Linked DNA regions of Homo sapiens: region 1 is linked to region 2. A link is an interaction called in ENCODE POLR2A ChIA-PET data of the cell type or tissue named here. Cell type or tissue: B cell. All regions are shown on one strand. Links, peaks and the distances in the headings refer to the core of each region. The heading gives the core; the rest is flanking DNA.

Region 1 (5,401 bases), core at 116-5,115, 110 kb before region 2:
ACTGTCTGCCCAGGTCCCCTCCCCCTGCAGACCATAGGGCGCCGTGGCCATGGGAGCGTCAAAGATCTGCTTTCCTTCTTGTGATGGCCCCTGTAGAACTTCCTCATGGGCCAGAATCCCGGCTTAAAAGGGAGCCTCTCTCCAAAAGTGCATGAACACGCTTATTCCAAGGAAAGGTCTTTCTCTACTAAGAAAAATACGCTTTACAGCCTCCCAGAAATGAGGACAGCAATAATATTATTTTTTCCAGTTGGTGCTTGTATACATATATATACCGTTTTATTAAAATACGTTTTGGGCTTGAGACTTTATAGTTTTCATAAAATAACTGCCATGAACACGCCAGTCACCCAGTATCTCCACATAACAGGAGCCACCCTGTGTGCAGCCCTTGATCAGGGAAGCTTAGCACAGGGAGGTTAAGTTACTTGGCCAAGGTTGTACATCTAGTAGGTGTTGGATTCAAACTCACAAAGTCTACCTTTAGAGTCCAAACTTTCACCCATTTCCCTGTACTGCCACCTCTCACTACCAGCTAGCATTTTCTTTAAGAAGGAGATGTATTACATATATGAGGAAGAAGATATATATATTACTATATCCTCTTTTATATATAATATATATTATATTATATATATAAATATATATATAATTATATATAGATATATATAATTATATATAGATATATATATTCTATATTCTATATATATATAATATATAATATATAAATTATATATAGAATATATATTATATATAATATATTATATATATTATATATAATATATATATTATATATATTATATATAATATATATATTATATATATTATATATAATTTATATATATTATATATAGAATATATATTATATATAGAATATAGAATATATATAATATATATAGAATACAGAATATATATAGAATATAGAATATATATAGAATATATATTCATATATAGAATATATACATATATAGAATATATATTCATATATATGAATATATATTCTATATAGAATTTGAAATATATTCTACATAGAATATATATAATATATTAATATAATATATAGACAGTATATAATATAATATACAGACAGTATATAATATACAGACAGTATATAATATATAATATTATATATAATATTATATATAATATTATATAATATATTATATTATATATATTATATAATATATTATATTATATATAATATATGTAATATTATATATTATATTATACATAATATATTATATATAATATATTATATATAATATTATATATATTATATATAATATATATAATAATAATATTATAATATATAATATATAATAGTACAGTATATATTATATATATAATTCTATATATAATATATAGAATTCTATCTATTTATAATATATATAGAATTCTATATATAATATATAATATACAGAATTCTATATATATTATATATAGAAGTCTATATATTATATATTATATATTATATTCTATATATATTATAAATATATAGAATTCTATATATTTTATATTTATATTCTATGTTTAAATATAGAATATATAGATATATATAGATTTTATATATAGAACTCTATATAGATTATATATAGAACTCTATATATAGATATTATATATAGATATAAATACATATAGGATTCTATATATAATATCTATATATAAAATCTATATATAGAGCTCTATATATAATCTATATAGAGCTCTATATATAAAATCTATATAGAGTTCTATATATAATATATAGCAAGTTCTATATATAATATATATACAGTTCTATATATATTATATAGAGAGAGCATTCTCTATATATAATATATATAGAGTTCTATATAGAGAGCTCTATATATATTATATAGAGAGTGCTCTCTCTATATAATATATATATTATAATATTATATATATTATATATATTATATATTATATTATATATAATATATATAATATAATATATAATATATATAATAAATATAATATAATATATATTATATATATTATATATAATATATATAATATATATTATATATAATATATAATATATATTATATATATATTATATATATTATATATATTATAATATTATATATATTATATATAATATATAATAATATAATATAAATATTATAATATAAGAAGAAGACAAAAGAGTACAATGAACCCATATATAAATATCACCCAGCTTTTGAAGGATATAGTAACAGCTCCAGGACTAGAATTCCGTGGAACACAGTTTGGGAATCACCGTCCTAGGTCAATGTAAATGGCTCCTCCAGCATTTGATCAGAACACGGTAAGGGCCATCCAGGTAGTACCCAGGAGAAATCAGACCAGGTGCACAGAGGAAGCAGAGACAGTATACAGGGAGAGCAGAAGGGTCAGGAAAGCAGGCAAGGGAGAAACTCAGAGCTCCCGGGGGCGGCTGGCAGCAGTCTGGTTGCAGCCCTAGGGCATTCTTAGCCTAAGTCCCCTGGTGTGGACACTGCAAGGGACTACTCAGGTTCCCCTTCAAGAAAGGACTTGTCGAACCAGCTGGCTAGGAATGTTGCCAGCAGGTAGCCTCCAGGTGTCATTCTCTGTAGCACTGCCTTGGCTACAGAGAGCCACCTCGCCCTTACAGTCTCAGCCCATCTCAGCCCATCTGCTTCAGCGCATTAGCTTCAGAGGTCCCCTGCGGTGTTGGGGGTACTGAGGGTGTCATTAAGCCTACATTGTCTAGGTTGACTTCTCCTTCTCCCCAATCCCACTTCCTTCTTCTGCTTCAATAGGAGTGAATTCAAGGGAACTCCTTAATAAATATCCTGCACATTAAACCTGTCTGATTTTGCTTCCAGGGAAACCTAAACTGACATGCCCTTTTTGCTTAAGGGATCCCAAGTGAGTCTTTGTTCCTTGCAATCTAAAGAGGATAATTAACACAGTCACCCAGCCAGTCACCATATTGGGGCTGGGATCACTTTTACACTGTACTTCCTTTACAGAAAACATACAGACATTGGGACTAGAGAAAGAAAAAACACATGGGAGAGATTTTTAAATTGTATGCAGTATATCAGGGAAAGAGGTCAAAATGTACACACTAAGACCAATACTTAGGAAGAAAGAAAAACGCAGCTTGCTTTTTGTCTGGCAGTGCTTGGGTGCCCACACTGGCAGATGGGTAGTAAGTGAGCCGATTAAAGGAAACTCAGTCTCTTCCTGTTTGAAGCAGTCTGCTAAGGCTTCACTCAGTCTCCCCGCAGAAATGCTTGGTCTTGAGTGATTCCTTCTCTCTCTCCTCCCCAGAAAGGTTCAAGGCTCAGGGGCTTCCTTGCTTCATGGCTGTCAGGAAGAAGAGGTTCTCCTGGCGCTTATCCTCTCCATCCTTGCTGCATCTGCCGCCAAATCCTCTGCTGCTGACACATCTCAGGGTCTGTTTTCTTGGCAGAGTCATGGAGGTGGGGGGCTCTTGATGAGTCAGACTTCCCCTTGACCTTCCTAACCTGGAAAATTCCCCAAGATCTAACTGCTACTTTCCCTAAATTCCTGGCTTGGACGGCCTTCCCTGGGGCCCTCTTCACAGAGCCAGTTCATTCCTGTGTGTTGAAACCAGCCAGCCTTGCAAACTTAGCCTCAGGAAGTTTCTATGTTTTCCCGTGGGGCAGTATTATCTTAGCAGCTGGCACCAAAACTCTACTGAGGAAAGGAATTGTCTTTGGGGATCAGCTGCTGGTAGTAGGAAAGGAGGCCCAAAAACCTCCTTTAGCCAGAATGAAGGAAGCAAGGAACATTGTTCTGCTGTACACTGAACAAGTACACTATTCTACTGGGGAGAAAGAGGAGAGTTGGTATTTCTCAAGGGAAAGAATTAAGAGAAGGAGAGAATCAGAAAGGGTACAGGAGGCAGGGTGCAATGGCTCACGCCTGTAATCCCAACACTTTGGGAGGCCAAGGCAGAAGGATCACTTGAGGCCAGGAGTTAGAGACCAGCCCAGGCAACATAACGTGACCTCATCTCTACTAAAAATAAAAACTAAAAAAAAAATAACTGGGCATGCGCCTGTAGTTGCAGCTGCTCGGAGGCCGAGGAGGGAGGATCACTTGAGCCAGGGAAGTTGAGACTGCAGTGAGCCGTGATCACACCACTGCACTCCAGCCTGGATGACAGGGCGAGACCCCTTCTCAAAAATAGATAAATAAAAAAAATTATGTTGGGGGGTAGGTGGAGATAGTGTAAGTTTGGGAATACTTGGGAGAAGCACAGGAGGGTCCCCAGTGGCACAAAGTTGTGTCATTAAAGATATGTCTGTCTCTCCCCATAACCCAAAAACCTCTGATAAAAGTTGTACTGCACATACCAGCCGTATATTGTTCCTCTGAAAAAGGAAATCACGGCCAAGGGCTATCTACATATGGAGGTGCATTAATGTGGAGACACAGAAACTCTGAGAGATGAGAAATAACTATAAGAACAGAATATGCCTGAAAATTCAGAAAAATCATGGGGAAGCATCAAAAAGGAGTTGGAATCATTCTTAGCTAGATCTTGGTCAGATTCCAGAGAACATCCGAGTTACACATAAAATTTCAGAAACATCTGTCTTGTGGAGGTGAAAGGAGAGTTTAGATGTGAAAGGGATGATTTCTGAATAATAGACGCCAAGCCACTGATAAAGGGATCCCTCTACAGTGGTGTTTCAACTGCTAGTCACAGCCAATTAGTGGGTAATAAAATCAGACTGGCAGGTCATAATCAGCATTTTTAATAAAATGATAAAATGGCAAGGAACCATTCAACACCACTAGCCATTAGGGAAATGCAAATTAAAGCCATGATGAGATATCACTCCACACCTATTAGAATAACTAAAATTAAAACACTGACAATACAAAGTACTGGTGAGAATGCTGGGAAACTGGATCTCTCCTACATTGCTGGTGGGAATGTAAAACAATACGACCACTCTGCAAAATTGTTTGGCATTTTCTTACAAAACTCAGCACACACTTACCAAATGATCCAGTAGTCCCAGCCTCCCAACCCTGGGCATTTATCCCAGAGAAATGAAAACTTCCGTCCACCCCCAAAAATGCACACAGATCTTCAGAGCAGCTTTATTTTTAATAGCCCAAATATGAAACAACCAAAATGTCCTTCAACAGGCAGTACACCCATACTATAGGAACACAAAGAAATAAAAGTGTATGAAGTACTCAACAACTTGGATGGATCTTGTTTCTGTCTTTTTAAAAAATATAGAGACAGGGTCCACTATGTAGTGGCTGCCAAGGGTTATGGGTAGGGATGTGTGGGACTATAATAGGGTAACATGAGGGACTCCTTGTATGGTGATGGAATAAATCTGTAACTAGATTGTGATAGTGGTAATACAACTCTATACAGGTAATAAAAATGCCTATGGCT
Region 2 (5,401 bases), core at 223-5,222:
TCCCAAAGTGCTGGGATTACAGCTATGACCCACTGTGCTGGGCCTCTTACCTATCTATCTATCTATCTATCTATCTATCTATCTATCTATCTATCTATCTGTCTGTCTGTCTATCTACCTACCTATCTGTCCACCCACCCACCCACCCACCCATCCATCCATCCACCCACCCATCCATCCATCCATCCATCCATCCAAGACGTAGTCTTGCTCTGTCACCCAGGCTGGAGTAATCCCAAAGTGCTGGGATTACAGGCATGAGCCACTGCGCCTGGCCTCTTATTTATTTATTTATATATCTGAGACAGAGTCTTGCTCTGTCGCCCAGGCTGGAGTGCAGTGGCGTGATCTCTGCTCACTGCCACCTCAGCCTCCCGGGTTGAAGCAATTCTTCTGCCTCAGCCTCCCAAGTAGCTGGGATTACAGGTGCCCGCCAACACACCCGGCTAATTTTTGTATTTTTTAAGTAGAGACACGGTTTCACCATGTTGGCCAGGCTGGTCTTGAACTCCTGAATTCGTGATCTGCCTGCCTCGGCCTCTCAAAGTGTTGGGATTACAGGCGTGAGCCACCACACCCGGCCTCATTTATTTTTTATAACAAATAATTTAATGCCTATTGATTATCCTGAAGTAAGGTTAATAGGTGAGTCTTTAACTACATTAGAATCTGACGTTACAGTGAAATAACTGAGTACCTATACCTACTTACAATAAATAAGTTGGACTTAAAAGAAATAAGATCAGAAGAACTTTCATTTTCCTATACTATTTATAGATATGGGTAGATACCAGAATGAAAACTGTTAGAATGAGTAAAAGCAGAATTATTTGCATATAAGAGAAAGGGGGAAATAATTTTGTTTGATGTAGGGATAACATAAGACAAATTACATACTTTCCACATGGAAAAATAAAAATAGTATCACATAGTCACTAGTGAGTTTGACCTAATTATAGTGTCAAAATAATTCCCAGTTAGAGGCCCTGACAGGAGACAAGGAAGTGAGGAAATCTCACAGAAAACCTGGTGGCATTTACATTCAGCCCCTAGTACTTAAATGTCCCCTGGAGAAAATACTCCTTAATAGGCAATGAGTAATAAAGGATAGATTAGAAAAAGAAACAGGAATAGATGTGTGGTAGACTTCAGGGGACATTAAAAAAAAAAGAAAAATAATAGCAACCTCAAAATAAATAAGTTCAATATTTAATTTTTACAACATAGATTTCTACCTATTGTGTCATAAAAAATTAAATATAACTAAGACGATATTGATTTTTTTTGAGATGGAGTCACCCAGGCTGGAGTGCAGTGGCACAGTCTCGGCTCACTGCAAGCTCCGCTTCCCAGGTTCACGCCATTCTCCTGCCTCAGCCTCCCGAGTAGCTGGGACTACAGGTGCCCGCTACCATGCCCAGCTAATTTCGTGTTTTTAGTAGAGACGGGGTTTCACCGTGTTAGCCAGGATGGTCTCGATCTCCTGACCTCGTGATCCGCCCATCTCAACCTCCCAAAGTGCTGGGATTACAGCCGTAAGCCACTGCGCCCAGCTATGAAATATATTTTTTAATCTCAATAAAATCTAGCAAGAACCCTGTGTTTCATAAGCCCCTTGTAATTTGATAATGTTTGGAAATAAATCTCTTCAGTCTCTATTTCATATTTGGAAGTTATAGCTCCGAAAGCAGTCTGATCAGGTACAGTGTACTGGAAAGTCAGCTACAAACAGCTTTGTCATCCAGTTTTCTGGAATGTTAAACAGTCTTTGGTAAATCCTAAATGAAGCAAAACAATATTTGTGTAATAGTGACATACTAGAAAGTAAGTGTTTACTAAAACTGTGAATAATATTCTGTGTTAAGGTTAAAAAATTGAATTAGGTATTATGCTTAGATAATTTTACTTTTTTTTTTTTTTTTTTTTTAAGAGTCAGGGTCTTGCTTTGTTGCCCAGGCTGGAGTGTAGTGGCACGATCATAGCTCACTGCAGCTTTGCACTCCTGGGCTCAAGCAATCCTCCCACCTCAGCATCCTGAGTAGGTAGGGCTACAGATAAGTGCCGCCATGCCCAGCTAAAGTTTTGGGTTTGTTTTGTTTTGTTTTGTGGGTTTTCTTTTTTTTTCTTTTTTGTCTTTTTTTTGTAGGGATGGGGTCTCACTATTGCCCAGGCTGGTCTTAAACTCCTGGTCTCAAGTGATCTTCCTGCTCCACTTCCCAAAGTGCTGGAATTACAGGTGTGAGCCACTACTCCCAGCCTTATATAATTTTATTTTAATTAATTAATTAATTAATTTTTTCATTTTTTTGAGACAGGGTCTCTGTCTGTCACCCAGGCTGGAGTGCAGTGGCGTGATCTTGGCTCACTGAAACCTCTGCCTCCCAGGTTCAAGTGATTCTTCCACCTCAGCCTCCTGAGTAGCTGTGACTACAGGCGTATACCACCATGCCCAGCTAATTTTTGTATTTTTTGGTAGAGACAGGGTCTCACCATGTTGGCCAGGCTGGTCTCGAACTCCTGACCTCAAGTGAGCTGCCTGCCCTAGCCTCCCAAAGTGCTGGGATTACAGGTGTGAGTCACTGCACCTGGCCCCCAGCCTTACATAATTTTAAAGTTTTGGGTTTTTAGTTTCCTTCTTGAATGTCTGGTAGGAGGTTTAGAAAATCCTGTTGGGATGCTGAACAATTCTTTATTGCATTTTCTGTGCATTGCAAAATGCCTAGCATCTTTGGCACTTTTCCTCAATAAATGCCAGTAGAGCCCCTAATCATTGTGATGACCAAAAAATAGCCCCCATACAGTTCCAGAATGTCCTGTGTGGGTGATACCTCCCAGTTGAGAGTGATAGTGACTAAATTTATTTTACTGAGTTACAACCTGTAGTTTGAAAAACACACGATCACATGTTGCCTAGCAACATAGATACATTCTGAGATCCATTGTTAAACAATTTCATAATCGTGTGAATATCATAGTGTACTAACACAAACCCCTACTGTACACCTAGGCTATATGGATAGCTTGTTGTTTATCTAAGCTAGAAACCTGCATAATATGTTGCTGTACTCAATACTGTAGGCAGTTATAACACAATGCTATTTGTGGTTCTAAACATACCTAAACATAAAAAAGGTATCAGTAAAAATAAACTTGTGGGACCACCATCATATATGCAGTCCTTCATTGACCTAACCATGGTAGGCTTTGGCATCCTCCTCAAAACAGGTAGAAGAATTGATTATATTAATAACATTATTGCAAATACAAAATTGTTACTTTCCTAGTAGTGATGGATCTACTTCAGTTAGCTTTGTTCTTTACATTCTGGTTTTCAGTCTCCAGTATAAATATTAATGGCCCTACTAAATTCATTTAACCTCCAGTTTAGATGGTACCAGTGTCCTATGAAATATGCAGAAACCCTTTCAAAAGCATTTCAGTTTGTCTTTTAATCTTTGACCATAACGCATGCATTGACAGAGCATTCACTGTACCATCAGAGAATCATCCTTTGAACCACCTGCCTCCTTGTTAGCTTACTTTTTAAAAATAAACTTTTATTTTGGGATAATTTTTGATTTACAGAAAAGTTGCAAAGGTAGTATAGAGACTTCCCATATATTCCTTACCTGGTTTTTCCTAATGTTAATAGTTTGCATTACATTGGTACATTTGGCAAAACTAAGAAACCAACACTAGTACATTATTACTAATAAAGCTCCTGACTTTATTGAGGTCTTAACTGTGTTTTTTTTTTTTCACTAATATCCCTTTTCTGTGTGGGATCCAGGATACCAGGTTGCATTTAGTGTCTCCTGGTTTTGACCTTAGTAGCTACAGAGAACTGAGTGTACTGCCTCTTTGTGATAGCTCTGTATGGAGCTGTGGCATCCCCTCAGTGTTGCCTGTTCCCAGCTCTTTTGCTGAACAGCCCATTTTGTCCTTTAGTAATTTCTCTTGGTGTAGTTTCTAGATACTTTGCCATTCTGTCTATATACTATATATACTAACTATATAACTATATATACTACTGTACTTGTTTCCCATTTTAAAACAAGACACACAGAACTGAATGTAGTTCTTCACATATGGTCTGGCAGAGTAAAATGTTGTAGATATATCACAGTTATGAATCTTGTATGGTTATTAATGCAATCTAAGCTTGCTTGTTTATTTGCTGGCATTTTTAGCAACTGCATCTCATCTTGGGCTAATATTGACGCTAAGGTTTTGCTTAGTTAATTAATCCAGGATTTCTTATCACATGAATTGTTTTATCCAAAGGCAAAACTTTGTACGAAGTCCTTTTAAAATTCATCTTGTTGGCCGGGCGCGGTGGCTCACGCCTGTAATCCCAGCACTTTGGGAGGCCAAGGCGGGCAGATAACGAGGTCAGGAGATTGAGACCATTCTGGCTAACACGGTGAAACCCCGTCTCTACTAAAAAAAAGAAAAAAAAAATTAGCCAGGCGTGGTGGCGGGCACCTGTAGTCCTAGCTACTCGGGAGGCTGAGGCAGGAGAATGGTGCAAACCCTGGAGGCATAGCTTGCAGTGAGCCAAGATCGTGCCAGTGCACTCCAGCCTGGGCGACAGAGTGAGACTCCGTCTCAAAAAAAAAAATAAGTCTTGTTTTACATACCCGTTTGCCTCGCTTCAATCTCTGTTCTGTCATCTAGTATTTTAACTGTTTGTTTTATGCACAAGCTTATAAATGTTTGCTGTCATTTTATTTTTTTTATTTTTAATTTTTTGTTTGTTTGTTTTAAATAGAAACCGGGTCTCCCGATGTTACCCAGGTGGATCTCAAACTCCTGGGCTCTAGGAATCCTCCTGCCTAGGATTACAGGCGTGAGCTACCACACCTGGCCTACTGTCATTTTCTAAGTCACTAATAAAAACATATATAAAATAGGGTCAAGTACAGGACCTTACAGGCCCAAGATAACTGGGCAAATGAAAGAAGATGTAGCAAGCATGTAATTGTGTGAGGAAGCTAAAAAGGGTTAGCATAGGGTAAAGGCCCTGGTTCTGCCTTACAGTAGTCACCCTTTATCTGAGGGGGGACATTTTTCCAAGACCACCCAGTGGATGCCTGAACCTGTGGATAGTACTGAACCCTATGTATCCTGTTATTCATCTGATAACCAGCTGCTAAGTGACTAGTGGGCAGGTATACAGCACAGATACGCCAAGCAAAGGGATGATTCACCTCCGAGTGGGACAGTGCATGATGTCATCACACTATTCAAAACAGTAGGTAGTTTAAAACTTATGAATTGTTTGTCTCTGGAATTTTCCATTTAATATTTTCAGACCACTGTTGACCACGGATAACTGAAACCTCAGAAAGCAAAACTTTGGGGCGGGGCGTGGTGGCTCACACCTGTAATCCCAGCACTT

The links. Peaks named below come from ENCODE experiments on the same cell type or tissue, not always from the same donor. Only the 100,000 strongest peaks of a DNase experiment are listed, where the experiment ranks them.
Region 1: POLR2A ChIA-PET joins it to region 2 with 5 read pairs; 12 of 35 experiments call an interaction of 5 or more read pairs at or near these places.

The regions. Positions count from the first base shown.
Region 1 is chr2:84,891,792-84,897,192 of GRCh38, forward strand. All of the region lies in intron 2 of LOC105374837 (a long non-coding RNA gene), which reads left to right. Among named protein-coding and RNA genes, the nearest start is that of TMSB10, 11 kb to the right of the region's middle. In B cell, for the core only: no CTCF peak of the experiment used is centred there; DNase peaks (open chromatin) are centred at 2,580 and 3,180; H3K4me3 peaks cover 1,616 bases; H3K27ac peaks cover 1,875 bases.
Region 2 is chr2:84,998,868-85,004,268 of GRCh38, forward strand. The region is part of intron 1 of KCMF1 (potassium channel modulatory factor 1); the gene reads left to right. Among named protein-coding and RNA genes, the nearest start is that of KCMF1, 30 kb to the left of the region's middle. In B cell, for the core only: no CTCF peak of the experiment used is centred there; no DNase peak of the experiment used is centred there; H3K4me3 peaks cover 491 bases; H3K27ac peaks cover 3,545 bases.